Regions from separate parts of the Homo sapiens genome. Here all the other regions are linked to region 4. A link is a loop called in an ENCODE intact Hi-C map of the cell type or tissue named here. Cell type or tissue: mammary epithelial cell. All regions are shown on one strand. Each heading gives the region's core, and the rest is flanking DNA. Links, peaks and the distances in the headings are about the cores only. Region 1 has its middle 32 kb from the start of TRAF6. Region 2 holds the start of LDLRAD3 (low density lipoprotein receptor class A domain containing 3). Region 3 overlaps TRIM44 (tripartite motif containing 44). Region 4 overlaps LDLRAD3 (low density lipoprotein receptor class A domain containing 3). Region 5 has its middle 30 kb from the start of COMMD9.

The links. Peaks named below come from ENCODE experiments on the same cell type or tissue, not always from the same donor. Only the 100,000 strongest peaks of a DNase experiment are listed, where the experiment ranks them.
Region 1: it touches region 4 in a loop (4-fold over the local background); 3 of 110 quality-filtered maps call a loop at or near these places.
Region 2: a loop joins it to region 4, with 2.6 times the contacts of the local background. A loop is called at or near these places in 3 of 110 quality-filtered maps.
Region 3: it touches region 4 in a loop (4-fold over the local background); 2 of 110 quality-filtered maps call a loop at or near these places.
Region 5: it touches region 4 in a loop (6-fold over the local background); 30 of 110 quality-filtered maps call a loop at or near these places.

The regions. Positions count from the first base shown.
Region 1 is chr11:36,475,506-36,481,732 of GRCh38, forward strand. No RefSeq gene overlaps it. Among named protein-coding and RNA genes, the nearest start is that of TRAF6, 32 kb to the right of the region's middle. In mammary epithelial cell, for the core only: a CTCF peak has its summit at 3,403 (motif pointing left); no DNase peak of the experiment used is centred there.
Region 2 is chr11:35,941,771-35,947,997 of GRCh38, forward strand. LDLRAD3 (low density lipoprotein receptor class A domain containing 3) reads left to right here and starts at 2,292. Exons shown (of 6, transcript NM_174902.4): 1 at 2,292-2,374. The coding sequence starts at 2,329. RefSeq lists a silencer at 2,203-2,642. In mammary epithelial cell, for the core only: no CTCF peak of the experiment used is centred there; DNase peaks (open chromatin) are centred at 2,241 and 2,661; H3K4me3 peaks cover 1,772 bases; H3K27ac peaks cover 1,266 bases.
Region 3 is chr11:35,707,815-35,714,041 of GRCh38, forward strand. All of the region lies in intron 2 of TRIM44 (tripartite motif containing 44), which reads left to right. Among named protein-coding and RNA genes, the nearest start is that of TRIM44, 48 kb to the left of the region's middle. In mammary epithelial cell, for the core only: a CTCF peak has its summit at 3,531 (motif pointing right); no DNase peak of the experiment used is centred there.
Region 4 is chr11:36,146,421-36,152,647 of GRCh38, forward strand. All of the region lies in intron 4 of LDLRAD3 (low density lipoprotein receptor class A domain containing 3), which reads left to right. Among named protein-coding and RNA genes, the nearest start is that of MIR3973, 140 kb to the left of the region's middle. RefSeq lists enhancers at 2,858-4,057, 2,997-3,570, 3,450-3,629. In mammary epithelial cell, for the core only: a CTCF peak has its summit at 3,703 (motif pointing left); a DNase peak (open chromatin) is centred at 3,491; H3K27ac peaks cover 825 bases.
Region 5 is chr11:36,256,065-36,262,291 of GRCh38, forward strand. No RefSeq gene overlaps it. Among named protein-coding and RNA genes, the nearest start is that of COMMD9, 30 kb to the right of the region's middle. In mammary epithelial cell, for the core only: a CTCF peak has its summit at 2,884; no DNase peak of the experiment used is centred there.

The DNA.
Region 1 (6,227 bases), core at 517-5,516, 330 kb after region 4:
AACAAACTGCTGACACATGCTACATCATGAACAGACCTCAAAAACGTGCTAAATGAAAGAAGTGATACACAAGAGACCACCTATTCCATGATTCCATTTATATGAAATGCCCAGGGGAGCTGAATAGAATTTATAGAGACAGAAGTAGATTACTAATTGTTTGGGGCTGTGGATGGCAATGGGGATTAAATGTAAATGGGCATGAGGGATCTTACTGCAGGGATGAAAATGTTCTAAAACTAATTGATGTTGATGGTTGCACCATTTGGTAAAGTTACTAAAAATTATTGTACACCTGATATTGCTTATTTTTTAAATTGCAGTAGAATATGCATAGCATAACTTTGCCATTTTAACAGTTTTGGGTGTACAGTTCAGTAGCATGAAGTACATTTACATTACTACATGATCCACCTCCAGAACTTTCTCCATCTTTCCAAACAGAATCTCTACCCATTACACAGTAACTCTACATCCCCTCCTTCCCCCAGCTCCTGCCAACCACTATTCTGCTTTCTCTGAATGACTGCCCTAGGTACTTCATTTAAGTGAAATCACGCACTATATGTTCTTTTGTGCCTGGCTTATTTCACTTAGCGTAATGTCTTCAAGATTCATCCAAGTTGTAGCATGTATCAGAATTTCATTCTGTATGTGTGTTTTATTGTGGTAAAATATTCACATAAGCTAAAATTTAACATTTTAACCGTATTTTAGTGTAGTTTTGTGGCATTAAGTACATTCATGTTGTTGTACAACCATCACCACCACCCATCTCCATAATGTTTTCATCTTCCCCAACAGAAATTCTGTACCTATTAAACACTAACTCCCTGATCCCCTCTTCCCCTAGCCCTTGGCAGCCACCATTCTATTTTCTGTCTCTTATGAATTTTGCTACTCTTAGTGCCTCATATAAATGGAATCATGCAAAATATGTCCTTTCGTATCTGGCTTATTTCACTTGGCTTAATATCTTCAAGGTTCATCCATGTTGTACCATTTGTCAAAATTTCCTTCCTTTTTAAGGCTGAAATATTTCATTGCATATATATAACACATTTTGTTTACCCATTCATCCACTGATGGACATTTGAGTTGTTTCCATGTTTTAGCTATTGTGAATAATGCTGCTATGAATATTGGTGTACAAATATCTTGATATTGGTGAATTCTACAATATGTAAAATATACCTCAATATAGTTATTTTAAAATAAAACATCAATTCTAAAAAATTAAATTGCCAATAATAAGTGGTAGATGTTGATATTATCAATAACTTTAAGAATGGTAAATTTGATCAATGAAGTAGGTTTTAAAAAATCAAGTTAATTTATTAACTTAAGCTAATTAAATTAAGTTAGCTAAAAAATTAAGTTAGTTTTTGGGTTAAAAAATACAGGAAAGTAAAGAAAAATACAGAGAAGTACAAAGAAGTAATCCTACTTAGAGATAACCATCAAGATTACTTTACAAAAAATTACTGTATTTTAATTTTACTGGAAATTAGAAGGAATTAAAATGAAATGAAGTTGGTGAACTTTAGATGTTTATTTACAACAGAGATACTCATTCCTAATCTCTCTCTCTAAAGGCAAAAGAAGTTATGAGAAAACATTGAGGTTGGCTTGGAACACATGGTTTTTCTATTTAGATTCATGTTTCTTGATGGTCACAGTTTAATCCCCCAGGTTGGTAACTGTTTCATAAAAATCAGAGGACATTTCTGATGTTTAAACAAACACAGCACCCAAATTTTTAGATTAAAAACAAAAGAACAAAGTTCAAAAATTTAGTGAACTTTTAGGAGAAACTTCTAAGAGAAATCATTAGGGAATGGCTAGCTTATAAACAAAACACTACGAAGAGGACAAATCACTTGTTAAAAAAGGAGGAGGAAATGATTGTAGTTAAGTGTCTAAAATAAATCCAAGAGGTTATCTATCAACTCTCTATATTAGTCAGTTTTCTTCTCCCTCTGAATTGGTTCTTGCTTTTGAATATATCTGCTCCAGCCTGAACTGCCTGAATTGTCTTACCCAGAGTTGTAGAGTCCACCCATTTATGTTCTGCTGTATTCATTCACTGTATAGAAGAGTTATTTAAAACCTGAACGTGTAAGGCAAAAAGTTGAGTGGCATGCTCTTTCAATGTCACACTGGAGAAGTATTTAACAAGTCCACCCAAGGATCATTTAATTTTCTAGAAGAATGTATCTGTGTTTGACTTTGCTATTTAGATACTGTGAAGTTACATGTTAATTGTATTTTCATTTCTGGTAAGAGAGATAACTCCAAAGGTTATGATTTTATTAGCCTGCAGGACATTAACCAGTTTCATCCGTAACCTAGCAATCTAATTTTAACTTTTTTCATTTTGAAAATATTTTTTCCTGGTGGATTATATAAAGCCCTTTTCCTCGAGTGCTCTTGCAAGAATCAGCTTTCCCAGCTAATGGCTCCATCATAAGCTAACGAGCTGAATAAAACCTCTGACATGTGTCTATATTTGAATGAGTCATGATTTTAATGTTTTATCAATTATACTTTGATATAGCTGATATACCTCAACTCATACTTTCTCCTCCTATCTACTGTGCTTACTCTTTAGGTGCAGAAGAGCTACCTGAGAGCCTGTTTGAATGTAGATTCTTCCCCCTTCCAGCTCCCACCATCAGAGTCTAATTCAGGGAGGTTGACGTAGGCCTTGGTGGTTGCATTTTAATAAGCTCCTCAGGAGATTCTGAAGCTGACGGTACTCAGACTAGACACCTTGAGAACATCGCCTGGTAAACTAGGTGCTGGTGATGATCTAAGGCCATATGGATTCACACTGTTCAGAGTAGATGGAGTTAGCTGAAGTTTAACATTGTGAGGCCTGGGATGGGCTGGAATCCAACAATCCATTTTCATAAACTTTAATTTGGATGTGGTAGGTGATCTCAGGTGTTCATCCACTTATTGGCTGTATCAGAAAGCAGGTGGGGCTGGAAACCACCAGGAATCTGTATAAATAGGTTGAATCACATGACATGGCTGATATTTGACTTTTTAATTGACCTTAAAAAATATCATTTTCATATGCCTTGACGTAATAACTCCTCAGCTGTTTCTAATTCGAAGCTGATTTGGCGGCTAACTCATTAATATGACAGTTGGGACAGAAGATTTCCAATATTTGCTGAAAGTGCTTTGTAATTTTCACCAGACTTAGAGCAAAAATTTAATAATCCTCTTCCTAGAAAAATGCACCAAGTGTAACCTTTTGCATACAATCTCAGGGGGATTTATGGACTCCTTAAAGGTCCAAGGACTCGAGGTTAATCCTATTTTATAATTTTTTTTTTGAAGGCTGCATTTCCTGAAAGCTGCATTCTTTAGAAAGACTTTTGCTGCCACCTACTGCCACATGGTTCTTGAGCTGGGTTTGCTCTATTCTTGCCTTGTCAATGTCCTCCAGTTCGGAGTTTTGTAGGAGCTATAAGCAGCTATCATCTCACATCAACTGACAAGAGAAGTCCAATTCTAGGCTGAAATGGGCACCAAAAACCTATTTATTTATAATTCAGACACTGAATTGAATTATTGCAAATGTGGTGAAAAATTTGTGCACACTATGCATTGTCTAGTCTATGCACACTCTTCAGCTTATAGCTGATTCTAAGAAGGATTAAAATAAGAGTTGGAATAGAATAACAGGGCTATCTGGTTTTGAGTCTAAAGGAGCTTATTTTACAACTCTGTCCTGTACATAACTGATAATAATGCAAAATAATTGTTCTAGAAATGCAAATTATGTCTTATCCAGGAGGTTCTCTTGACTTTCTCCCTGCAGTGTGGAAGAAGCAAGTTTTGGCTCCATTTGCATATTTATTTCAATATTCCTGGTCCATAAGAGTATCTTTTCTTTGGATTCTCCTTTGGGTCAGTTATAACATGTGCCTTATTTCCTCAGAGGGAAATAAAACTTTCACATGAGCTCATTTGGTATCTGTTTTGAGAGTCATTATACTTTTTTTAAAATTATTCTTTAACAAGGGCCAAAAATAGGTATCTTTGATTCCCATCTACGAGAGGTCTACCCCTTTCTTGAAAGTGCACATTCTAATTAAGGAGATGTTCAATGTTGAAAGTAATTTTTTTGAGATGTCCCAACCCTCTTTTCCCTTTTGCTCTCATTCAAACAGTTAAGACCCTATCTCATTGCCTCAGGGGAGGCAGGGGCAAAACTAACAAAATACAACGAAGGAGTTTGTAAATCTTTCTGGACTTTGTTTTCCTAAAGCTCAAGTTCTTCCAAGAGTTTAGAGAAGTGGAGTGGGAGAGGACCTGAATATTGGGGGAAAAGAGAGGAGATGGGGTTTTCCTTCCAGAAAACGAGATTACCTCAGATTGGGGGAAGGAGGGAGAGGCAGACGCAATAGGACCAGGCCCTGAGAGGCGAGGCTGCAGGGGCTGGATGGACTGGAGCCCAGACCACATGGAATTAGAGAAAGGCTGCGCTGGGAGGGCCCTGAAAATAGGGTCCTGGGAGGTCAGGCTGACCCCTGTGGACTAAAGATCCTTGACAGCGTTCGCGTGTGTGTGTGTGAACAAATTTGGCCTCTAACCTTCCGGGCAGTCTTGACTCAAGAGGCAAGCTGCAGTCTTATAAACTCATTTGTGTCCTGGACTACATTTTAGAAGTGAAAAAAAGGGCAGAAAATACCAGAAAGCATAGAATGTGGTAAAAGGAGGTGTTTCATAAACCTTTTTGTTTCAGCTGAGTCAGTATGCATATTAATTTTCTTTCTATGATCAATCTATATAATTTTACTGTGGGTTCTGAGCCAAAGGAAAAAAACATTGCAAAAAACTGATGCTAAAGGCATTTTTAAAAGTCAAATTTAACTCTATTAGCCCAGCTGTATTCAGAAGACCTGAGCTTTCCTTTTCTTCTTTCAAAATGGCTCCAAAGGAATACCACATTAGGGCTGAAATAAATTTTACTTTCAGGTTCCTACCTATTACAAAGGCAATGACTAGCTACTTAATTTTTTTTTTCCTGTAGAGGTGGGGTCTCACTGTATTGGGGTCTCAAACTCCTGGCCTCAAGTGATCCTCATGCCTGGGCCTCCCAAAGTACGGAGCCACCACTATTACTTTAAACACTTTTGCTGGCGCTTTGTCTTACTTTACCTATTTAGCTTCAGGTTAAGTGACCTGGGGGGAAATGAAGCTAGGATCAAGACAGGCCAGACCTCCCTGGACAAGTGTCCCCCACCCCCAATACTCACATTAAAAACAAAATTCAGTCTCTGCCAATCATATTAGAACAAGTGGGAAAGTGGGAAGGGCAGGAACAATTATTTTTCAGAATTTGGGAATCTATTTTTCAGTGTGGTTTTATAATTTACCTTTCAGGAATATAAGTTCTGTGACAATCAGACTTGCTTTTCTATGGAAATATGCAAAACCCTACCCAGGTGAAGCAAAAATTATTGTGATTATGCAACATTCCCTGACAAGGTTACAAGTGTCATGGTAAAGTATTCTTGCCACTGTTGGCCCTGGTAGAACAGTTAATTTTAAAAAGGTGACAACAGAGTAACAGACATGTACAGAATAGACTAGATGATAGAAGTGTTGAGAAGTTGACCAAAAATAAGAAGTGGAATATTTTTAAAAAATTCATTGCTTACTCTGGGATTAACAACATTGGAATTTTAATTTAAAAATTAAGGTGGCATTTATAAAGTAATTACATATCTTACCAGCTTTTGTACTCCACTTAGGGAAGTTGAGTCTACTTTAGAAGAGAAAGGGGTTGACCCATAGAGTTTCCTAAAAATGCTGTTAATAGCTCCACAACAGAGGCAGCTTTGCTTAAAAACCCAATCAGGGAGTTTGGTAACTAGGGAGAAGGCAGAGACAGCCACAGCCCTTTCTGCCTCTATTTGTTGGGAATAAATTCATGGTATTTATTCCCAACAAATTCACACTTTCAATTTATCTGTTTTTCTCACTGGACCTAAAGTAGTTATGGAAGTTCCTCTCTCCTTAGGCCTAATTTTGTTTCGTAAAATGCAGTCTTTTTTTTTTTTTTAATTATACTTTAAGTTTTAGGGTACATGTGCACATTGTGCAGGTTAGTTACATATGTATACATGTGCCATGCTGGTGCGCTGCACCCACTAACTCGTCATCTAGCATTAGGTATATCTCCCACTGCTATCCCTCCCCCCTCC
Region 2 (6,227 bases), core at 466-5,465, 200 kb before region 4:
TGGGAAAAAGGAGAGTAATAAAGTATAAAGAATAGTTTCATCTCCTACCCAGCTTATACGGTGAGGAGGAGGTTGGCAGTGATTTAGTATAAGTATAAAAACAACAGTCGGGCCGGGCACGGTGGCTCACACCTGTAATCCCAGCACTTTGGGAGGCCGAGATGGGCGGATCACGAGGTCAGGAGATCGAGACCAGCCTGGCCAACATGGTGAAACCCCCGTTTCTACTAAAAATACAAAAATTAGCTGGGCATGGTGGCGGGTGCTTGTAGTCCCAGCTACTTGGGAGGCTGAGGCAGGAGAATCCCTGGAACTCGGGAGGCGGAGGTTGCAGTGAGCCAAAATGTGCCACTGCACCCAGCCTGGGCAACAGAGTGAGACTCTGTTTCATAAATAAATAAATAGATAAATAAATAAATAAATACAACAGTTGACCTTAAATAAGGTTTTACATTAGTCCAAATGATTTCAAAGACATTAATATATTTATATTTAAAAGTGTGTGTGCCTGTGTGTATGTGAGAGAGAGAGAACGAGAGAGAGAGTCAGAGTCAAACTTGCAAAGTAAGGAAGTTGATGTGTCCAAAGAAACCTAAGGAAATAAGAACTATAGCAGTGGGTCAGTTGCATTATCTTTCCGTATCCCTAATGTTTGGAGGCAAATGAGCAGCTGTAGGAGAAATTATTTGCTTATTTGCCTCCTCAGATATTATTATCAAAGGCAGGAGGCCTCTTCCCAACAAGCTTCCCGGAACAATGCACATACCCACATGCACAGGACATTTTGCATAAAATTTTAAGGGCTTTAAAATTCTTTGAAGCCCATGGGACGATCTCCATAATATTCATCAATCCCAGGATAAAAGCCCCGAATGCCAAATCATTTAGATAATTGATTTATATTTTCCATGTGTACTATGAACTATGGAACTTAACCTTTCCTCCCTCACATCACATTTTCTCATTACCTTGAACAATCATTGGTATTTTTAAATTTTGACCTGATCCTTTTTAGCCTTTATGTTTCCAGACTACAGCACGCAATTACAGAGTAAAGTAATTGAATCTTAACACCCTTGAGGGTGTCTCCAGGGCATCCCAAAATCTGACGCAGGCATCCCTTTTATAACTGCCCCTGTACCCATACCTTCCCCTTTCTTTCAGCCAGGTGGAGTTTGTGTAAATAAACTCAACCCTTTTGAGGGGTGGATTTTAGGGATGCAGTTCTATTGTTTTGACAAATGTATACAGTTGTGTAACTACCTCTATAATCAAGATTAGAACAGTCCCACTGCCCCCAAAAGTTTTAATTTATTGATCCATTTATCAATTGATGGACACTTGAGTTGTTTCCAGTTTTTGGCAATTATTTGCGTTAGTCTTTTGCTTTTTTTGGGTGGGGGATCAGAGAGAGTGGAGCACAGAAGTGTCATCCCCTTCTTCCACCATCTAAGTCTTTTGGGGCTTTTCACCAGTGCCCTCTGGAAGCAAGTGCATTGGTGCAGCTATATTTTTTGCATTTGGGTATCTGCCTTTCATGACCTTTTCCTTTTTTTAATTTTATTTTTTCCAAATTGGGTCCCAAACGTTCAACAGGTCAAGGTGGACACTATGCAGACAAAATAACTCATGTGGTCCACGCTGTGTGCATGGTAGGTGTCAGCTGCTCTTACCGGTGGCTCCCGGATCATCAGCCTTGGAATCAGCCACCATGTTGTTAAAAATGCAGAATCTCAGGCTCCACGCCAGATCTACTGAACCAGAGTCAGTATTTTAACAAGATCGTCAAGTGTGCCGGATGCATATTAAAGTTTGAGAAGCACTGGTATTCCACACTCGCTACTAAAAATATACTACAATTTTCTCATAAGATTTGACCCTTTATTTTAACTTTTTCTCTCTCGGTAGTAAACTCACTTTGTAGTTTGAGTAAAGAACTCAAGTTTTGGTCTGGGCGCTGCATCTCGCTGGGTGTGGAAGCAAAGGCAGAAATGAGAGGGACAAAAGGAAGCAGAGAACAGAGCCCAGGCTGTTAGAAGATCCTCGCGGCCAGACCTGGGAGGCTGAAAGGCTGAGAGACCGAAAGGCTGAACCCTCCGCCGCGCTCGGCGGCCCCTCGGAGTCAGGACACCCAGGGTAACATGCGGGTGGCCACGCGCAGCCCAGGCGCTTGCAAAACTTAGCGGAGCCGGGCCGGGGCCGGGCCCGGGGAAGGCGGGAGGGAGGAGGGCCAGGCGGGAGGGCGGGGACGGCGCGGCGAGGGGCGGGGTCAGCGCCGAGGCCGCGGGGGCAGCAACGACGCCGGGCAGCGGGAGCGGCGGCCGCGCCATGTGGCTGCTGGGGCCGCTGTGCCTGCTGCTGAGCAGCGCCGCGGGTGAGTCGGGGGGCGGCCGGCGAACTTCCCGCGGGGCGCGGGGCGCGGGGCGCGGGGCGCAGCGGCCGGGTGCGATCGCGTCCTCTCCCGGGCGCGGGCCGCTCTCCGGGCGTGGGTGAGCGCGGAGGGCGGACCCCGGCGCCGGGCTGGCCCGGACCCTGCCGAGGGGCCGCCGCGGGGTGCGAGCCGTCCTATTGTGTGGGCGTGCGCGCCGGGTCGTGTTGTGCTGTGTGCGCGGGCGGGGCTCTGTGTGCAGTCCGGGTCTGGGGAGCCCGGCGGCTGCCCCGATTGGGCGTAGCTCGAGTGTGGCTGTGTGTGTGTTGTGTGTGTTGAGGAACGGAGGCGGGGAAAGGAAAGGAGAGGAGAGGAGAGAACTCTTCCCTGGTCTCATCTTCCCAGACGCCTGGTCGCGCGCGGCTGCGTTAGCCTCCTCTGGGCCTCTTCCCGAGTCTCTGGCGTGCACTCCGTGCCTCAGTTTCCCCACCTGCACCGCGGAGGGAGTAGCAAAGCTGCTTCCTTTCATTCCTCTCTGGGACTGTTTGGTTTGGGTAAAGTGAGTTGAAGCAAGGCCGGATCTGGGAATTCATTTTTCCCCACTGATCCTGGGAACCGAAGCTTTATTTAAGACGTCTGACCACCCTACTTGCCCCGCGATGGGCGCCCTGACCGGCGAGGGGCCCTGGGAGAGGACACGGGGCTTCATCCGGCGGCCCTTTGAACCTGGCATCACCACCGCGTGTGCATCCCGGGGCCTGGACCGCAGCAAGCCTCTTTCCCTTCCAGACAGCGTGCTGTTCCCAGGAACTTTTCTGCTGATGTGGGCATGATCCGAATTCCAGCCTGGGAGCCCTTCCTCCTCTGCCCCTGCCCGCCGCCCACAGCTGTCAGCTGTCCCTCCTGGACTGGGCCCGCCCTTGGCCCCTTGACGTTTATTTCTGGGCATCTGATGCCTAGAATGTGGGTGACAGGGCCCAGTGAACTTTCTTCAGCAGAATCTTGCCTGCCTGGTGTTTGTGCCATCCACATGTCCAATAGCTGCCCTATTTTGCCAAGTGCTTCTAGCAGCTTGGCTGTCGAGGTGTCTTTGGTGGCCTGTGGGTTTGCTAAGTTGAGGCTCACTTCATTCTTAGCTGTGCCTTGGAGTTATGAATGCGTTAAAGGGATATCTCCTCTCTTCCTTGATGTCCCTGGTCCTGGGCATCCTCACAGCCCACTGGGCAGCCTTTCCTGCTCTCAGACCCATGACATCATCTCCACTCCTCTGATACCCCATTTAGATGCTTATGGGTTTGCTGGGCTTCCAGGGAGGGACTAGACCTCCTGGTGACTGCTGTGGATTTTTAACCAGGTCTGGGTGAGAGTGCCCTTAAATTAGTCCACCTGGGGAGAGAGTTCTCACAGGACATTGGGCAGCCAGGAGCAGGTGTGAATTGTTTGGAGGCTGTTAGAGCAGGTCGATTTTCAGGGCGTCTACAGATATGAAGACCTGTTTGGATTCACAAATTCAATCTGTGTAGCTGTGGTGTGTCCCCTCATAGCACCTGAGAAGGACAGTATGGAAGCTGGCTCTTGTGTGTGTCCTGGGAGAGCCACTGTAGCCAAATGGAAACTTATTTATTGCATCTCCCAGTTGGTACTGGGTTGCTTTAGTTGAGTCTCCATCTCTGTAAAAATAGTTGTAAAGTTAATTTTGTCCCTCTCTGGTCAGCAGTGGCTATTTAATGTGTGTGTGTACATCTGAGATAGGGCTAAAATAAATAAAATGGTCATAGCAAGGAGCAGACGGATAGGGGGAGGAATAGTCCAACTGTCCCTGGTGGGTTTTCCATTATCTGTGGGCTTTGAATTACCTTTAGAGTTGCTGCCTTAGAAACATCTAGGCAGGTTGGAGTGTGTGCATCTTTCATGTTACATTAAGCATCATCTTTTTAGCATAGATTTCACTTTGACCCAAGTGTTGCCAGAAACAGGGCTGGTCCTTTTTCCTAATGTCAACTAGATGCTCCTGGGCTCCCAGCCCATAAGAAAAGCCTGTTTGGTTCAGTTTGGGTTTCATAGCCAGACCAGAGACCCTACCCCTCCATCCCATGGCCTATGCTTGGATCCTCTTCTGGGAAGTTGATAAAACAAGAGAGATTGTAAAAGCCAAGACTTTGGATCTCTGTCTCCATCTGATAGTCTGTGAAAGAATCCCAGGGTCAAGGTTGAACCGTAGTTAGAGTCCTGAGTCTTTGTGGGGCTGGAAAGCCACTGACATTCCAAGAGCAGTTTGGAGGCCTTTTTTATTCAGGAACCTTCTCAGACACCTTGCATATTTTTTTCTTCCTTTGTTTTTATTTGTGTTAGGGAAGTGAAGCATTGATTTTCACCGTTACTATTTTTTAATGTATCCTGCGAGAGAGACTAAGCCCAAGTCATGTCATCTGATGTCCAGTTTTCCTGCATGTGGGTGGACTCAGTGGGTTTAAGTGCGTATGGCTTGAGACATTTCTAAAGGCAGCCATGCTGGATGATGGTCCATCTTCTCACCTCCTCCAGGACTGACCTTTGCCTAGACTTCCTGACATTCTGTATCAGTGAAAAGGCTTGATTTTCCCAGGAGTGAGTGTACTCCCAGGAGTGAGTATTGACCTTTTCTCCTGGAAAGATCTGCTTAACGGTGTGAGGGGTGGGTTTTATTGTTTTTAACTTGCTGAGTAGCTGTGCACATCTCAGCACAGCTCAGCTCGGGAAGATGAGGCCTAAAAGAGGCCTTGTACACCAGAGTACAAATAAACACACCTTGTTGCTTTTCATCTTCAAAGAGATGTGACTAAGGCTCCCTACTGGGGTGTGAGATGTTTTTTCCTGACAGCCGACTTAGGCCATTTACTCTGGGATAAGTGGGGGAGGGAGAGAGATGGGAGTAGGAGAGGGTGGGGTGGTAAATTCTGGGCCTTGAAGAGTGGTTTAGACACCTTTCAGCCAGTCTGCAGGATAAGTTGAAAGTGGACTTGTATTGTCACCTTTGTAAAGCAGTTTAGAGAATTTGGAGTTTAGGAACACTTATAATCAAGTAATTTCATGTTAAAGAATTGGCCTTAAGCCGGAGTAATGGCTCACGCCTGTAATCCCAGCACTTTGGGAGGCCAAGATGTGTGGATCGCTTGAGGTCAGGAGTTTGAGACCAGCCTGGCCAACATGGTGAAACCGTCGTCTCTACTAAAAATACAAAAATTAGCCAGGTGTGGTGACGTGCGCCTGTAATCCCAGCTACTCCGGAGGCCAAGGTGGGAGAATCACTTGAACCTGGGAAGCGGAGGTTGCAATAAGCCAAGATCGCGCCGCTGCACTCCAGAGCAAGACTGCCTCAATTAAAAAAAAAAAAAAGAAAAAAGAATTGGCCTTTACAACCTTGCCTGTTTCTGTGGGCAAGGGAAAGAGAGGGAACCCACTATCAGTGAAGCATCTCCTGTGTGTGAGATGCTTTGCTCATTACTTTAAGCACATGATCCCATTGAAACTTGCCAAGGATATCATGTGGCAGGAAATCATTGTATGGTTCAGGAGAGATTGATAATACCCAGGGTACCACAGTAAAGGCTGAAGCCTAGATTCTAACTTAAGCTTCTCTTTGCCCCCTACCTGGGCTTTTCCCACTCTGTTTCCAGGCTTCCTGCACCATGCTTCCATGCCTTTCCTCCACAGTGCTCTTGCGAATTGACACAGTGAGATTGTTTACATGAATGCTCCCCCTCCCCAAATCTGTTCACTTTGTGGTCACTGCCCAGGATCTATTCAGCAGAGACATCAGCTTTCTTTGCAGGATACTTTGGTGTTCATGGTAAATACATAAAATACATCTCAATCCTTA
Region 3 (6,227 bases), core at 806-5,805, 440 kb before region 4:
AAACCCAGGCAATACCATTCAAGACACAGGCATGGGCAAGGACTTCACGTCTAAAACACCAAAAGCAATGGCAACAAAAGCCAAAATTGACAAATGGGATCTAATTAAACTAAAGAGCTTCTGCACAGCAAAAGAAACTACCATCAGAGTGAACAGGCAACCTACAAAATGGGAGAAAATTTTTGCAACCTACTCATCTGACAAAGGGCTAATATCCAGAATCTACAATGAACTCAAGCAAATTTACAAGAAAAATACAACCCCATCAAAAAGTGGGCAAAGGATATGAACAGACACTTCTCAAAAGAAGACATTCATGCAGCCAAAAGACACATGAAAAAATGCTCATCATCACTGGCCATCAGAGAAATGCAAATCAAAACCACAATGAGATACCATCTCACACCAGTTAGAATGGCGATCATTTAAAAAGTCAGGAAACAACAGGTGCTGGAGAGGATGTGGAGAAATAGGAACACTTTTACAGTGTTGGTGGGACTGTAAACTAGTTCAACCATTATGGAAGTCAGTGAGTGTGGCGATTCCTCAGGGATCTAGAACTAGAAATACCATTTGACCCAGCCATCCCATTACTGGGTATGTACCCAAAGGATTATAAATCATGCTGCTATAAAGACACATGCACATGTATGTTTATTGTGGCACTATTCACAATAGCAAAGACTTGGAACCAACCCAAATGTCCAACAATGATAGACTGGATTAAGAAAATGTGGCACATATACACCATGGAATACTATGCAGCCATAAAAATGAAGAGTTCATGTCCTTTGTAGGGACATGGATGAAATTGGAAATCATCATTCTCAGTAAACTATCGTAAGAACAAAAAACCAAACACTGCATATTCTCACTCACAGGTGGGAATTGAACAATGAGAACACATGGACGCAGGAAGGGGAACATCACACTCTGGGGACTGTTGTGGGGTGTGGGGAGGAGGGAGGGAGAGCATTAGGGGATATACCTAATGCTAAATGACTAGTTAATGGGTGCAGCACACCAGCATGGCACATGTATACAACTGTAACTAACCTGCACATTGTGCACATGTACCCTAAAACTTAAAATATAATAATAATAAAAAATAAATAAAAAATGAAAACACATTAAAATAAATAAATAAACATGCACTGATGTTGCCATGCCCCCCCCCCAAAAAAAAAGAACTTTACTGAGAGGAGGACCTCTACCCCAATCCCTTCCTTTACTCAGGTAAAACGTACCCCATTACTTATCCAAAGTCAGCCAATTGGTGCTGCAGTTTATTTCCTTTGGATGGGGATAGTAACTAAGCTGAAAGATTAGCAGATTTAATTTTTGGAGGCTCTCATTTGTAAATGCACTTCAGTGCATTGTTGTTTATTCAGAACATTCTACTGTAAGTTACCTTTAGTAAGATTTTGTCATTTTCTGTGAGACTTTGCTGCCTCCTGTGCCTAATGCATAAGCCAGAAGGAACTCAGGTTTTCAGAAGTTATGTATCCCATTTTTACATAAAATATTGGCTTTGCTCTCAGATTCCCTTGATTAACCTAGCCAATGATTTTTCCTACCTAAGTGGGCAAGAAAAATGAAACAAAGGGATGAAACAAAAAAATCCTTGCAAATCTTTAAGAGCTAAATTTTATACCCCTAAAATATTACCATTTGCTGTCAGTTTCTTTCTGACCCAGTCAGATGTAAGAGGCCTCTAACTGGATCCAAGCCAATTAATTACCAGACCAAATCCATTCCTGGACCCAGCCCAGTTTCCGTCATGACTTCCAAACCCAGTTTGGTTCAGAAATTTGCTCAAAGAAACTCGGAGAGCTCAAAATGCAAATCCGTGGGGCTCCAAAATCCAAGAGACAACTTACACTCCCCAGCTACTCTGAGAGATCAGAGGACACAAGTGGATCCTGTGGGCACCTTACTTGTTCACTCAGCACTCCTGGGGGTCGTTAGAAGCTATACTTCAGACCCCACTTCTGACACCATTTGTTTAAACAAAAACGTCAGCTGAATTAAATTTAAAGGAGTCTAATTGAAAAATGAACAATTTGTGAATCGGGCAGCCCCCAGAATCACAGCAGATTCAGAGAGACTCCAGGGATGCCTTGTGGTCAGAACAAATTTATAGACCAAAAAAAAGTAAAATGACATACAGAAATTGGAAGTGAGGTACAGAAACAGCTGGATTCATTACAGTTCAGCAGTTGCCTTATTTGCACACAGTTTGAACCCTCAGCAGTGTGTGACTGGATGAAATATGGCTGCTGGGATTGGCGAAGACTCAGTGATTGTTACAGGCGCATACTCCTAAATTAAGTTTTCAATCTTGTCTATTAAGTTAGGTTACAGTTCATCCACAAGGACTCAAATATAGAATTACAGAGTCCTTTTCAGGCCATATTTAGTTTGCTTTATATATATATAGAGAGAGAGCTTTGTATCCTACCTTTTTCACCTAAGGTTATCTCTTATAAATGGATACAATTTTATCATTTGAATCCTGTTCCATTGTTGAACCTCAATTTAGAAAACTGGGATTCTGAACAATAATTTTCCTGTCTACCCTTCAGCATTCTTAGTTGAGACAAACCCTTTTAACAAAGACAGATTATCAAGAGAAAAACAAGTTTATTAACATATATACCTCGTGTGTGCATGTGATACCTAAGGGAAGATAAGTAAATCCCAAAGAGGTAGCTTTGAGTTCAGGCATGAATACCATGGAAGGGAAGGCTAGTTATGGGGAGATGCCCAGGAAAAGCATAGTAAACAAAGGTAAAGTTTATTATGCAGATTTAAGTTGGTGCCTTCTCCATTTATAACATAAAAGAGTTTCTAGTGATTGGAAGTCATCCTTCTCTTCCTGGTATAGAGAGGGAGACAACCCTGCAAATGGAGATTTCCTTTACAGATGTACATTTCTCTTACAAAAGGGTAACTTCCCTTGTTTTCAGTACTTCTCCTGTATTTGCAGTTTCTCCAAATAATCAGCTCAAAACAATTCTTCTGCCAAAGAGGCGTATTTTGGGATGGAATATTCTGGCCTCCTACAGTCATATTTTGGGATAGCATATCTTGAACCCCATCAGTAGTTACTGACAGAAGTTATTCACAAAAGACCAAATATATGATTCTATCTATATGAAATGTTCAGAATAGGCAAATATATAGAGATAGAAAGAGACTCAATACTGTATGGGACTGAGGGAGGTGGAGGAATGTGGGGTGACTGCTAATAGCAATGGGGTTTCTTTTGGGGGTGATGAAAATGTTTTAAAACCAATGGTAATGATAGTTGCACAACTCTGGGAATATACTACAAACCACAAAATTGTATACTTTAAATGGGTAAATTGTAAAATATGTGAATTATATCTCAATAAAACTGTTGAAAGAGAACAAGATTACTGCCTGAATCAGTTTTTTCAACCATTCACTTGAAGTGTCAGCAGTGAATATTAATTTTCTTTTTCCTTTTCTCTTCCTGACAGGGATGAGGGTTAAAAACCTGATGTTGGCCTCTGACAGGAGGAGGCAGTATACTACAATTATTAAAAGTTCAGGAATTGCCCTATCAGCTCAATGCTATCTGACCTTGGGCAAATCTGTGCTTAATCTCTTCATTTCTCAGATTTTTTGTTTTTTTTTTTTTCAGTTCCAAAATAGGGAATAATAGTACATATTTCATAGGTTGTTGGGAAAATAAGTGAGATAATCCTTTTAAAGTGTTGAGTACATTAAGGAGACCCCCCATCTCTACTAAAAATTAAAAAAAAATTAGCCAGGCATAGAGGCACATGCCTATTGTCCCAGCTACTTGGGAGACTGAGGTGGGAGGATCTCTTGACCCCAGGAGATCGAGGCTGCAGTGAGCCATGGCTGTACCACTGCACTCCAGCCTGGGCAACATAGTGAGATCCTGTTTCAAAAAAAGTGCAGAGTACAGCCTCCTATAAATTGTGGCTGCTGTTAGCCTCCAGTCCGGAGAATAACCCTTACTTCCAGCAGAAGGGCAAGGGTACGTGAGGGCACCTTCCTCCCCACAAAGTTCCAGAAACCTTCCAAGCCTTGTAGAGAAAAATAAGCCACCTGTTTATAAATAATTCTATGCTTTGATCAATTAACACTTCCTAGGAATAATGACACCAATTGCATGTTTTAAAGGGCCATTGATACCTGTTTGAGTGATAATGACTTGCAAATAAATTGAGTTCAGTCTCCACTTTTGGGATCCCTTGGTGTGTGGTTTGTTGGCTCACTCACTCTGTGAGTGAACTTGCCTGGCTGCAGAGTAACTGGCAGTAGTTCAGCATAGGTCTGTTGCCTGTTCAAGTCAAAGCAAATGTATCTGCCTTGGGAGTGTGTAGTTGTGTGTCCATATATTCCCAATAGAAAGAAGAAATCAATGCATTGAAGCAAGTATGTTTATTGTTATGAAGCAGACTCCCTAGTTAGCAGAACTGCTTGGTGCCCAACTATAAGAAAAATAAAGAAGTTATTTTAGGAATAACTTTACTTAAAGTTATTTAAGAAACACATTAGGAAATATATTCCCACTTTAAAGTAAACGCTACTGAGATTCTTCACTCCCTACCTCCTCTTCTCCCTTCCCCTGCAGCTTTACCTTATCCTTCTCTTTCTTACTGGAGCCCCAGACCTCCTAATTGAACCACAGCACCAATAGATTATAGTCATTTAAAAACTAAGGTGGGCATGGTTTCCAAGCTGCCTGGTGGACTGGAGCATTGTTACAAAGCAGAGGGATTGAGCTTTAAATGGCTTAATAAAATTAACACTTTGTGATGTCTTCTTCCTCCTGCTCCAGCTCCTCTCTGCACTGACAGGAGACTTGATAGTATACTCTTTGCCAAAAGCTTGAAGGGCTGATTACACAGCGAACCTGGAGAGAGGAGTGAAGCTGTCAGGACTCCCCCATAGCAGCCACGCTTCAGGTTTCCAGTGCAGGATTGTATTTGACAGTTAATTTAGGAGCCGGGGTACCTAGATATAAAACTTTATTGTGATAATAGTGATAAAATCACCCAGACTTTTATTTAAGGGCCTGCTGCTCTCCTGTCCCCCTCCTTCCTCTTTCCCTGTTAGTTCAAGCTCTCATTCAGTTAAAGAAATAAAATCAGATTTGCTCAGGGAAAAAGGTGTTTTCTTTGATATTCTTAGACCAAACCTGCAGAATGCAACTCTCGGTCTACCTCAGATCTATATGTAGATGCTTATACATATATATAAATATAAAATTTGAGAACAGTGCCTCTCTCCTGATTGACTGCATTTAGCCAAAGGGCAGAATTTATCAGGTCTTTACACCTACGAAGAGACATTTCATTCAACCCAGTGATTCAGCTGATGTTCATCCCCTTGTTTAATGACTTTTGTTTACCTCTGCAGCAGGCAAAATAGATTCTACCATGTCTCCCTACTTCCTAACTCAGCCCATTTATTTAGACATTATGATCCCCTTTTATAAATGAAGAAACAAAGATTTAAGAGGTTAAGTGACTTGTTCACGAGGCTAAAGATGCTAGTAAGTTGCCTTTCTATGACTTCTATATAGAAGTTATTAACTTTTGCCTATAGAAGATGTATTGAGAATGGTATTCCAATGTAGTATTTGTTCAGACTTAAGGGTAAAAGTTTACATTGAATATGACATGCTTTTTTTTTTTTTTTGGTGAAAGAGCACAAATATTGGAGTCAGATGACATGAGTCCATATATTTCAGTTTTATCTATAAAGGAGGACTAATCATACTATATTTTTATTAATGAAGATCCTGAAAATGAAAACTTGTGAGGAGATAAGAAACAGTGGAAGATGATTTTGGGGACTTAAATGTATGTTAGCAACTGTAGTTAGTTTAAGAGCACTGTGGTTCTTGGGTAAGCAGGTTGTTAGCTCCTTAAGGGAGTAGAGTAGGGTTTCAGTCTACAAAGAAGAGAAAATACCATGAGAGGCAAGTTGTGAGATTGAGGAGCCAACTACGCCCATAGACTGACTTTGTGTAGGTACAGAGGAACAGAATGTGACCCATCCTTCCTGTGCTTTCTGTACTTTGCTTCTGTATCATTGAAGTAGACTGACCCTGAGATGTTGGGCAGTCAGATCTGATCAAATCAGAAAAGGCAGCCATTGCTCCTTGACACCTTGTGGCCATTTATTTGAAACTGAGGCAAGGAGCCTCAGTATTGATATCT
Region 4 (6,227 bases), core at 625-5,624:
GATTATCCTGTAAAGAGCTATATAAGCTGCTTCTACATATCATAGTATATTGTATATTGGTTTCCTCAGGCTGCATAAATTACTACAGATTTGGTGGCTTAAAAAAACAGACAGTTATTCTCGTACAGTTCAGAAGAGAAGTCCAAATCAAGGCATCAGCAGGGTTTGTTCCTTCTGCGGACCCTGAGGGAAAATTCACTGCATACCTTTCTCCTAGGTTCTGGCAGCTTCCAGCAATCCTTGGCATTTCTTGGCTTGTAGACGCATCCCTGCAATCTCTGCTTCCGTCTTCACCTGGCATTCTCCCCGGAGTCCCAAGATTTCTTGTCTCTGTGTCCCAAATTTCCCTCTACTTTATTTTATTTTATTTTATTTTATTGATTGATTGAGATGGAATCTTGCTTTGTCACCCAGGCTGGAGTACAGTGGCGTGGTTTTGGCTCACTGCAACCTCCGCCTCCCAGCTTCAAGTGATTCTCTCTCCTCAGCCTCCTGAATAGCTGAGACTACAGATGCATACTGCCACATGCAGCTAATTTTTGTATTTTTAGTAGAGACAGGGTTTCACCGTGTTAGTCAGGCTGGTCTCCAACTCCTAACCTCGAGTGACCCACCCACCTTGGCCCCCAAAGTGCTGGATTACAGGCGTTAGCCACCATGACTGGCCCCCATATTTACTTTTTTTTTTTTTTTTTTTTTTTTTTTTTTTTTTTTTGAGACGGAGTCTTGCTCTGTCATCCAGGCTGGAGTGCAGTGGCATGATCTCGGCTCACTGCAAGCTCCGCCTCCCTGGTTCATGCCATTCTCCTGCCTCAGCCTCCCGAGTAGCTAGGACTACAGGCACCCACCACCACACCCAGCTAATTTTTTTGTATTTTTAGTAGAGACAGGGTTTCACCATGTTAGCCAGGATGGTCTCAATCTCCTGACTTTGTGATCCACCCGCCTCGGCCTCCCAAAGTGCTGGGATTACAGGCATGAGCCACCACACCCGGCCCCTCTATTTACTTTTAAAAGGACACCAGTCATTTGACTTAGGGTCAAGTCTAAATGCAAGATGATCTCATCTAAAGTTCCTTAACTCAATTACATCTGCAGAGACCCCGTTTTCCAAATAAAGTCATATTCACAGGCACCAGGGGTTAGAACATGGACATAACTTTTGAGGGACACAGTTCAACCCCCTACACATAGTATCATGTACACATTCTCAAGTTATTAACAATTCCTAAAACAATCAGTGTTTCAGAATATCTCCTCATGGGGCTGTGGTATGATGTATCTGACACTGCAGTTGCCAGACTCCTGTGATTCTGACCTCTTACATCACTGCAAAGCAATACCTGACTTTGCATATGCCCTGTGGTATTACAAGGGTGAGCCACCAGCTTGAGTCTTTATTGCCTGGGCCTTTATTTCTTTTCCTTTTTTCCATTAGTTGTTTTTTATTTTTATTTTTATTTCTTTTGAGACAGAGTTTCACTGTGTTGCCCAGGCTGGAGTGCAGTGGTGCAATCCTGGCTCACTGCAACCTCCACCTCCCAGGTTTAAGCGATTCTCCTGCCTCAGCCTTGCGAGTAGCTGAGATTATAGGCACCCACCACCAGCCTCGGCTAATGGTTGTATTGTTAGTAGAGACGGGGTTTCACCATGTTGGCCAGGCTGGTCTTGAACTCCTGACCTCAGTGATCTGCCCACCTCGGCCTCCCAAAATGCTGGGATTACAGGCGTGAGCCACCACACCTGGCCAGATTGTTTTCATTGTTTCTGTTTTTCTTATTAAATAAATGTTATATATCTAGCATAGGGATTTTAGAAAAGGAGCCCAGTGATGGTCCTCTCCTTGGTTCTCAACCCTGTGATCTTTGTGTTTTAACCCCTGCCCTGTCACTTTAGGGATCTGGAAGCGGGAAGGAGACATCTGCGAGTGCTCAGATGACTATCTCGATACACTCAGGGTGTATTTTCTGGGGTGACTGTAGGGGCATCTCGGTTCATTTGGTGGCAAATCCAACTTTTCTATTCCCTAACGAGGACTTTGCTGCCTTTATGATTTTTCTCTCACTGCCTGCTTTTGGAAAAATCTTCTGACAGTTATATTTACCAGTAGAACTAGAAGGGAATGCTTCAGTCTATCCTGTGTTTAGAGTCATGGAGTTGGAGGAGGTTTGGGTGGGAATCTGAGTGACAGCCAAGGAGAAGGAGATAGGGCCGTCTTGGGGTTTTCTGCAGTCTCAGACTCTGGGTCTTTGTATGACCCTTGGGAACATGAAGCAGCCAGGGAATGGAGCCAGGACCACTTTACCCCAGCAAGACTCCCAAGCTATATCTTCAAAGGTCTGAGGGACATGGTGCATTCACTTGTCTTCTGCTACCCACAGATGACCAGCTCTGTGAAGGAGGCATCCCCTGGCTTGGGTAGGCAGAAAGTGTTGGAAAGGAATTGAAGTAACATTTCAGTTTGAAGGTTTTGTAACAGATGGTGGTGGCAGCTGCTCTAGGAGAGACAAATGAAGTTAGTGAAATGGTCCTTCATTCAGTCTACCTTGTGCATCCATCCATTTAGCCAACTGTGTTGATACGTATGATGAACCAGGCCCCATGTCGCACACTGGGATGATAAAGAGAGAACACCTGGCCACAGCGTCTGGAAACTCCTTATCTAAGAAGAGGGACAGACTCATGCCCACATGATGAGTTCTGTTGAGTACCAAGGTAGCAGAAAAGGGGAGCTTTGAACTCCATTTGGGAGTAGCCAGGGAAGATGGCCTTTCTGCAAGATTCTTGAGGGAATGATCAGGCACTCAGGCCTGGGAGGGGAGAAGACATCAGACGTCAGGGGATGGTCAGATGCCTGTGCAGAAGGTAAAATGAAATCTGTCAGATAAAATCTACAAAAGAATAGCGGTTGGAGAGTTGTGGGCACAACAAATGCAAAGACCATCCTGGATAAAGTTAAGTTGGCAGGAAGCAAGAGAAAAAGGGGAAAGAAAGTATCAGTATGCAGTCGCTAGAAAGGATAGGACAAAATAACCCAACTTGGAAGGCCCCAGAAAGACAAATGATTCAAGAAGCACCGTCTGTGTCTGAGACGCTGTCCCTGCACAGCAGTGTTGTCCAGCTGGTGAGAGATGAGGATGAGAGGGAGTTTGAATCTGTTCGCTGCTCCTATCTACCTGTTGAAAATGTCAGAGCTGTGAGTCTGCTTCTGGGCTGGTGGCCAGGGTCTGTGGCTCCCAGCGCTGTAGTGTCCTGCCACGTTTGTCTCAGTTGGTAATTGGGTAGAAAACCATCTCCTGGGGCTTGGTGACCAGGGTATGAGGGCACTGAACACAGTGCCAGAGCTTCCAGAAGTGCTGGGGCAGGTGCATCCCTTGCTGACTTGGGGCCCCATTGAGGCTCTGCGTCTGTTCCTCATGACTCATGAATGTGTTCCTCATGACTGTTCCTCATGACTCATGTTCCTCATGACTCATGACTCATGAATGTGGCTGAATTGAGGGCTAAAGCCCTGGGTCTCTCTTACAGCATTGCTTTGGCATTCACCAGGCCAGGGCAGGCGTGAACGGTGGAATAGGGAGTGTGGTAGGATGAGGTGGAAGGTGGGGTGTCCTTTTTCATTCCCCAAAACAGCTTTCTTGAACTATCCACCAGGCTGCAGGGGGTATCGTTTACCTGGGGACTGTGTGGTGTCCCATCTCTAGGGAAGAACAATGTTGCCTCCTAGTGGCTGTGTCTGTCTTGGACACCGGTATCTGAGAACTGAGAACAATATTTGTTCCATAAATGAGGCATGAATATTACTCTTTAAAGATTCCCTGTTGAAGGCAGGCACAGTGGCTCACACGTGTAATCTCAACACTTTGGGAGGCTGAGGCAGCAGGATCACTTGGGGCCAGGAGTTTGAGAACAGCCAGGGCAACAAAGTGAGACCTCATCTCTACAAAAAAATTAAAAATTAGCCAGGCGTGGTACCACACGCCTGTAGTCCCAGCTACCCAGGAGGCTGAGGTGGGAGGATCACTTGCACCCAGGAGTCCCAGGCTGCCGTGTGTTATAATTGTACCAGTGCACTCCAGCGTGGGTGGTAGAGCGAGACCTTGTCTCTTTAAAAAAAAATAAAAAAGGCAAGACCATCCTGGCTAACACAGTGAAACCCCATCTCTACTAAAAATACAAAAAAAATTAGCCGGGCGTGGTGGCGGGCGCCTGTAGTCCCAGCTACTTGGGAGGCTGAGGCAGGAGAATGGTGTGAACCCAGGAGGCAGAGGTTGCCGTGAGCCAAGATTGAGCCACTGCACTCCAGCCTGGGCAACAGAGCAAGACTCTGTTTCAAAAAAATAAATAAATAAAAAATTAAAAAGGAAAGAAAGAAAGAAAGATCCCTTGTTGAAGCTGAATGCCCATGCCCAAATTCTGGCCTTCTCTCTACCTCCTGCTTTTGCAGTAGCTTTCTAATGAGCCTTCCTGACCTCCAGTCCTTGTCACTGAAAGCCCAGTCCTGCTTGTCTTGCTGTCTGTGTTCAAACACACAATAGCCCCTCATTGCCAGTAGCATAAAGCTGAATCTCTTACTGGACATGGAAAGTTCTCCGAGGTCTGATCTGTTCACCACATGCACCCATAGGCACCTCTGAACAATCCTTGGTTTCCCACCTTTCAGGCACACTTTTCTGTCTGTCTAGAACGCCCTCACCAGTCTAGCCAGGCCAGAGGTTTCCAGTTGTTCAAATTGTAATTCACATGGTGCTGTTTCAGTGAATCATGCTCATATCTGGGAATGACCTGAATTCTATCCCAGCTCTGATGTACCCACATGGTAACATTAGAGACAGTCATAATAGCAGCTACTGTGTATTGAGCACTTACTACACAATACACAGTATTGTGTAGTAAGATGGGCCAGGGGTGCACATCGCAAAACTTCAGGGGGTGCCATTTACATCGAATACAGAAGAGAGGCACTGCTGGCCACTGTGCCAAGACCTTCATATAGATAATCTCAGCCCTAACAGTTGGACTCTGTTACCGCCATTTTACGAAGAAGGAAACTAAGGCTACAAATGTTAAGTTTCTTGCCCAGGGCCACATAGCTAGTAAACAATTGGGCTGGGCTGTAGTCAACTCAGGTCTCTTTCCAAAGCCCATGGTCTTTCCATGGCACTCCGCTCCCTCCTTAATAGATGCTAAGTTCCGTGAGGGCGGGATCCCACTTTGAATTGTTTTTAGTCTTCCACCTCCTCCATTGAGCTTGATAAATGTATATTGGTCAAAATCCCCAGTCCTGTCTAGTGCCAGTTACACATCAGTGTCTGTAGTAGAGACCCTGGCGCTAGCATGAATTCTACCAAGCAGGCTAGACTTTACAATCAATCAATAGAATAAAAGGAAGGAAAATAAACAGTTCCTCCCAGCCCACTGAGTACTATTGTCTTGTCTCTTAGTACCACTACAAGGAAATGCTAGATCATGAGCTGGGGCTACCAGAGAGCTTCATAGACTTGACCCCAACACTTTAGCTGGATGACTTGGAGAAAATTACCCCAAAGTGTCTGCAGTGACTTCTGTGACCACCACCAGCTTCCCAAACCAGCCCATCCAACTCCCTTTTCCTGAGTGAGGTAAAAACTGGTAGAACCAAGGAATGCTGAATTTCCAAACGCCTCCTAAGGGAACTGAAACCGCAAATTGGCCACTTGGCTGAGAAATGCTCTCTTTCCCTCCAACACACACTTTCCTTTTCCTTTAGCTAAAGAATCCATAGATGAGTCTCACTTTGTGATACACGTGCTCCTGAAAGCTGTGTGGAATTGAGTCATTTTCTAAATTCACCAGGGAATCTTTCCATTTTAAAGAAAATCTCTAGTCAGTTATAAAACCAGATGCTATCAGAGACAGAAAGACCATTAGAGGTTTATCTAATTCAGCTTTCGTCTCATTTTACAGATGAGAAAACCAGAGAGGTTAAGTGACTTGGCCACAGTCACACAGCTCGTTAGCGATAGGAATTGACCTTAAGTCAAACAGAGCCTTAGGTCCTCTGATGCTGGTGCCAGTGCTTTCCCCTTTCCAAACCTCTTTCATAATGAAATCACCCAGCCCCTACCCGTGTCCCTATTCACTCCCACCAAAAAAATCCTCCATATAGTCTGTTTTACAAATTCATCCATTCTTCTTTCAGGGAGGGTTTCATCTATACTTCTGGCTTTGTCTGCTTCCAACTCCCT
Region 5 (6,227 bases), core at 356-5,355, 110 kb after region 4:
TTATCAGACTAAAGTCTGTGTTGATGTTAATGCTAGAGAGGTATAATGAGACATATCCAACCTCTACTTCTCATCAAGGCCTGAACTAGTCTTTCAGGTTAAATTTTAAGAATGCCCTGGCTGAGGAGGAAGTCCATTCAGATGACTGGGGGCCTTAGAATTTTATTTTTGGTATGCAGTGCCATAAAACAGCCACCATTTACTATCTCATAGTTTCTATGGACCAGGAATTCAGGGGTGATTCCCTGGGCAGTTCTGGCCTCTTGTGAGGGTGCTGTCACATATTGGCTGGTGCTGCATCATCTGAAGGCTCAAGCGGGGCTGGAGCATCCACTTCCAAGTTGTCTCACTCACGTGGCTGTTGGCCAGAGGCCTCATTTCTTTTCCACACAGGCTGCACCATGGGACCGCCTAAGTGTCCTCCCTGCATGGGGGCAGGCTTCCCTCAGAGTGAGTGATCCAAGAGACCAAGGGGGAAGTCACGATGCACTGGCGTCACACAGGTCACCCCTGACTCAGTTTGGGCTGGGACTAAGCACGGATAAGGATACCAGGAGGCGAGGATCCCTGGAGGCCATCTGTGAGATTGGACAGCATAAGCTTTCCAAATATCAACTTATCTGATATATAATCTTACCCTTATCAACAGCATAACCATTTCATTTGATACCTGAAATGCTTCAAACCATGTCTGACATGGAATTACAACTCAGTAAACATTAGCTATTTTTTATTACTAATAGAATGATCAATAATCTCTATGAATTCCAGCTTTTCCACCATTTTATCCTCCTTCCCTCATTCCTCAACCACCCTCCTAGGTGGAGTCCAGCTGTATAAACACCTGTGCACCTGTTATGCCAGGCTGTGCACTGGGTGCTTGGTTCCCAGAAGGTAGGGGTCCACCTGGGCACCTCTGTGCCCCAGGGCAGAAAAACTCGAATAGAGACACAGAGGATGCTAGAAGCCAGGGAAGAAGAGGTTGAAAAACAATGAATGCTTACATGGGGGTGTCACAGTTAACAGGCTTGTTCGCCTCCATTATCCTACTAGAGAAAAAGTGGTAGAGTGGCTAAGAGCACACACTCTGCAATAAGATTGCCTGGGAGCAAATTCCAGTTCTCCTTACTAATTATGCGAACTTGGGCAAGTTACATAACTTCCCCGGTGCCCAGTTTTCTGTGAAAAAAAGGGAATAATAGTTCTCATTTTACAGGGTTGTTGTGTGAATGAAACATTCTAAGCATTTAAAAGGCTCAGAACAGTGTCTGGCTCACATTGCTATTATTTTCTTTCTCATATCACCTGGGGCAGGGGGTGGGGGCAGTGGTTAAAGAGGAGATAAAGAGACAAGGGAATAAACAGATGCAGACACCTTAAAAATTGCAAGGCAAAGCTGGTGTTAAGACATAGCTCTCTAGGACTTTCCCCTAGAGTCTCCCTGGCTCAGTGGGTGCTGTTCATGCAGGGGAAAGCTTGACCAAGAGTGAGTCCATCACGCTGTGAGTCACTGGGTCAGGGTTGCGCGCCCTCACAGACACCTGGCACGCTTCTTGGCTGACTTCTTCTGTGACCAGGGCCTCTGATAGCCCTGTTCCCCTCCCTGCATGTTGTTTGTATCTTCTTTTCCTAGTTTTCTTTGATTCAGATAAGCTCAGGGGCTCCTGAGCCGATCTTGTCTTCCTTTGATGGATGGGTGGCAAGGGAGTAGGGCTGGGGCCAGGGGCCCGTCTGTGGAGGGTGGAGGCAGATGGCGTGGGGCAAGGCAGCAGGCAGGTAGGAGAAATGAAAGGGCTTCACATCAAAGAAAGAGAAGCCAATCAACTGGAGTATTCTCTGTCCTCTGAGATTGGATCTGAGCTCTAATTTGTGAATCTTAGTTAAGTTTTGAAAACCAAAAGCAAGGGGCTGCTGGACCTCCTGCCTAACAAAAGTGTTTGTTGAAAAGATTCAGAACCGTGACAAAGATATAGCTCCCGCAGAGCTCTAAAGAGAAGGGAATTCAAGCTCCAGAAGGTGGGGACCCCACAGTGAAAATGACAAACAGGGTTCACACTCTCCTAGAGCTTGTCTTCCAGTGGGAGTACACAGACAATGCCAAACAAGATCATTTCAGCAAGTGTGATATGTAAAAAAGATGCTCTGTGACTTTGGGTTGAGTGGTCAAGGAAGCCTCCCTGAGAAGGTCACACTGGGGCTGAACCCTGCGCAGCCACATGTGGATCTGGGGGAAGTGTATTCTAGGGTGACCAAAGAGTTGGTGCCAAGGTCTTGTGCAGAAGGGAGTTCAATGTGATTGAGGAACAGAGGGAGGTCAGCATGCCTGGGGAAAGTGCAGGGAGGAGAGGGGGCCCACTGAGCCGGGGAGGCTGGGACAAGGAGCGCAGGTGTTATGGTGAGCCTCGTGGCAGGTTTTAAGTGTAAGAGTGATGACATCTGATGGGTTTAAAGTGACCACTCAGCCATCTGGCACAGAATGGATTTCAGGGGACAACAGAAGGGGTGAAGCCTGTTAGGAGGATGTCAGGAGTCCAGGTGAGGGCTACACCTAAACTAGTGTGGACAGTGGGACTGAAGGGCATGGCAAATGGCCCCACGTTGTGAACAGAGAAGAGAACCGCTCTTTACAACTCGTGAGGGAGCGATCACAAAGGAGCCTCACTTGACGGTGCCACAGGGTGGGGCTCTGAGGAAAGGAGGCAGATCACAGCCAGGTCTGCACTGTCTAGGATAAAAAGGGTTTGGGAGGAGTACCTGATTCCAGCCCCATTCCTAGCATGAGCGAGTCTCTTTTATCCCAGGGCTCAGCAGATGGGAGGGCAGGCGACTTACCCCGGGACTGGGCAGCTGATGGCGGGCCTTCTTTCTGGACTAGTGCTCCCCCTGCAGGAATCGCTGAATGCATAGCTTAGAAAAGTGAGAAGCTTCAGGATGAGGCCAGGACACGTGTGTAGTGAGGCCCAGAGTTCTGTGTTGTGGTAGCCTCTGAGCCCTGGCAGCTCCAGCCCTGGGGAGGACTATCCGTGCAGCTTCCACTGTTTGTCTGGATGGAGTACAGAGCTTCCGCAGGTGCTCCATCTTCGTCGGCAGCAAGGTTCAGAGGGAAAAGGTCCAGGACAAAGCTTAAGGAAGGACAGGTCAGCAGGGACCCACTTCTTCCTACTCTCCCACAGCTGGCCAGGCTCCCAGCAGCCCCACCTCCAGCATGCAGGAGCAGCTGGGGACTGCTGGGCTGGAGACGGCATGAAGGTGCTGTAGAGGCACCCCTGGGAACCACTGTGCTGGTGGAGAGGGACAGAAGAGAGGAGAAAGAGCTTCAGAACAAATGCAGACCACTCAAGACTTGGTTCTCCCTGGGGCAACCTCCCAGACCTAAGTCCATTCACTCACTCACTCACCAATATTTGAGACACCAGTGATATAGCCAAGAGGCAAAATGAGGAAAGAAGCAGGGAAGGAAGAAAAGAAGGGAGGGAGGAAAAAGAGAAAGGGATGGAGGAAAAGGGCACAGGCCCCGCCCTTATAAACCTCATAGCCTAGTAGAAAAAAAAACAGGAATCAAAGAATTACAGGCCCATGAGTTGGAGGTTCCAGCCAGACTGAATGAGCGTGAATTCCTGCAGTCAGTTCTGAGCCCTTCACTGTCTCCTCTGAGCCTTTGCATGCGCTGTCCCTCTGCCTGGCCATCTTCCCTGTGTCCCTCCCTCCTTTATCAGGGGAGGGAGCAGAACTGAGGCTGGGCCAGTAGGACATGTTCACTGGGGCAGCTAAAGGCTCAATTGAGGTCTGAGGAGGGGAGACTAGCAGGGCAAATAGTCCTGCCGCTGCTATCCGTAGACGCTTCTCATTCAGAGGGACCATGGCCTGGGGGGCTTTCTTGTGATGACCCTCAGCAGTGACATGAGTGGGATGGGGTTTCCAGTCCCCATGGCATGTGCTTCCCCTCAACCTTTCACCAACGACCTACCACGTGCCAAAGACTAAGCACTGGGGATAGAAGGTGAACGAGACTGGTGTGGCCCCCCGCCCTGCTCTCAGACCTGCCAATCTCCAGGGTTTGTTTTCTTGAGACTCCTGACGCTGCCTGGCCCGAGTCAGCACTAGGGATTCCTGATCTCTGCATATCCCTTCCCAGCCATCCAAGATAGCAAGAGCTGTTACCCTCTGGCTAACTCTTACTTATGCTTCCAGTCTCAGTCAGATGTCATGTCCCCAGCTCAGCCTCCCCGGGGGTCCCTTGACATGGTCCACAACCCCTGTACCTCCCCATCATTGCCCTGGGCCAGAACAGGCTCTGACTGTGTCTCAATAGAGACAAAAAAACTCTGAGATCACAATACCACTTTGGCTTCCTAATTTTCTGTCCAATCTTTGGGGGGCCAGTGCCAACCAGGCCTTGAAGACTGATATTCCTCTATGGGATGAGAGATGCTTGCCTCCCTCTCTGGACTCTTATGGGACCAGCAAAGGGGATCCAGCCTTTCTTGTCGTCAGAAGGCATGAGCTGTAAATGTGATTCCCCAACCTGGCTGCATGTGCAACGCTTGGGGAATTCCTAAAAATACAGATGCCTGGGACTCTGACTCCAAAGACACTGCCTCAGGAGATCTGTGCTGAGATCTGGGCATATACATTTCTTGGAACTTTCTCCAGCTTCCTGTACAAATCTACCTATTGCAGCAGCATTTGTAATAGCAGAAGGTTGGTAACAGCCTAACTGTCCACCAATAGGAAACTGGCTAAATAAATCATAGTCCATCCAGACAATGGTATACTGTGTGCCCTAGAAAGGAATGAAGAAGCTCTTAAGTACTGATAGAAGGAGACCTTCAGGATAGGTTACTGGGTTAAAGAAAAAAAAAAGCAAGGTGTATAACATATACTATTTTTTCATCAAACTTTAATCAAACTTTTTCTGTAAAGAGCCTGACGGTAAATATTTTAGGATTTACAAGCCACGTATAACCTCAGCCTGGAGGCGCTGATGTGGCTTCAACAGAATAAACCTGTAAATGGAGTGGATCACAGAAAACTGAGGTGTTAGTCCTGAGTGGCCACTGGAGAAGACAGGCACCTGTGTTAGGACCCTCGGATGGAGGCTTCTGAAGAACCTACAGAGGCACCTGATGTTAAAGCACTAGCTTTTACCATTCTCAACCGCTAGAGCCAGAGAATAACCCTACAAAGCCAGCCAGCTATCCCTCCCCACTGTCCTCCCCACACCAACCTTGCCCTGCCACCTGGAATAACATGCATCCCCCCTGCCATGAGATAGCCTTTTGATGTTACCACCTCCTGAGCCTCCTTCTTTCTTTCCCTCCTCTATTTCCAGCTGCTCCTAATGTCACAAGGCTCCCAGACATCTACCCAGCCTCCTTTGTCTCTGACCGGTCTCGGTCCATCTGGGGCAGCCATCCTTCTCCTTGTTCCTGGAGCTCCCAGCTTTAGATCACTGGCACTCCTGGGGGGCCATCTCGTCGATTTTGACACTTTTATCTTCTGAGGATGATCCTTTTCCACACTGTAACTTCCCAGCCCTGAATTTGTCCAGAAACTGAAAACCACTGGACGTGGGGCCAGACCTAGCTGTGACCTCCAGCAAATTATTTCTCATCTCCAAGGCTCTGTTTCCTGATCTGAGGAAGTGGAGATAATAAAACCACCGCTGAGGGATATGAGGATTCAAAGACCTAGTGTGCATGCCCGCCAGATGCTTTGTGTGACAACTTCTGGTGCCCAGTGTGAACGTGGAGATACTTTGCCCTCTCAGCGGACTCATCTCAGTGGATTAATCAGAAGTGCACACAGCTTTTGGGGTTTGCTGTGGAGAAGCTTGTGCTGCTTGGAAGGACTGTGGTTCATGAAAAAGCCCCTAGATACCCTCAGCTCCTCCTACCCCATCCCTGCTGCAGAGGCTCAATTTATATCTGTGGTCAGGGCTGAGCCCGGAGGTCTATACCCAGAGCCGCACACCTAGGAATCGAGGGAACACTCTCTGAGGAAGCTGACTTAGAGACTCGGAGGTGCCTTCTTCAATCCTGGCAGCTGCCTGGTGCTGCTGGGCTTGGGAGGATTAGAGCAAGAAACCAGGGGCTGAGCACAGTGGCTCACGCCTATAATCCCAGCACTTTAGGAGGCTGAGGCAGGAGGGTTGCTTGAGCCCAGGAGTTTGCAACCAGCCTGGGCAACAAAGCAAGACTGCATCTGTACTTTTTTTTTTTTTTAAT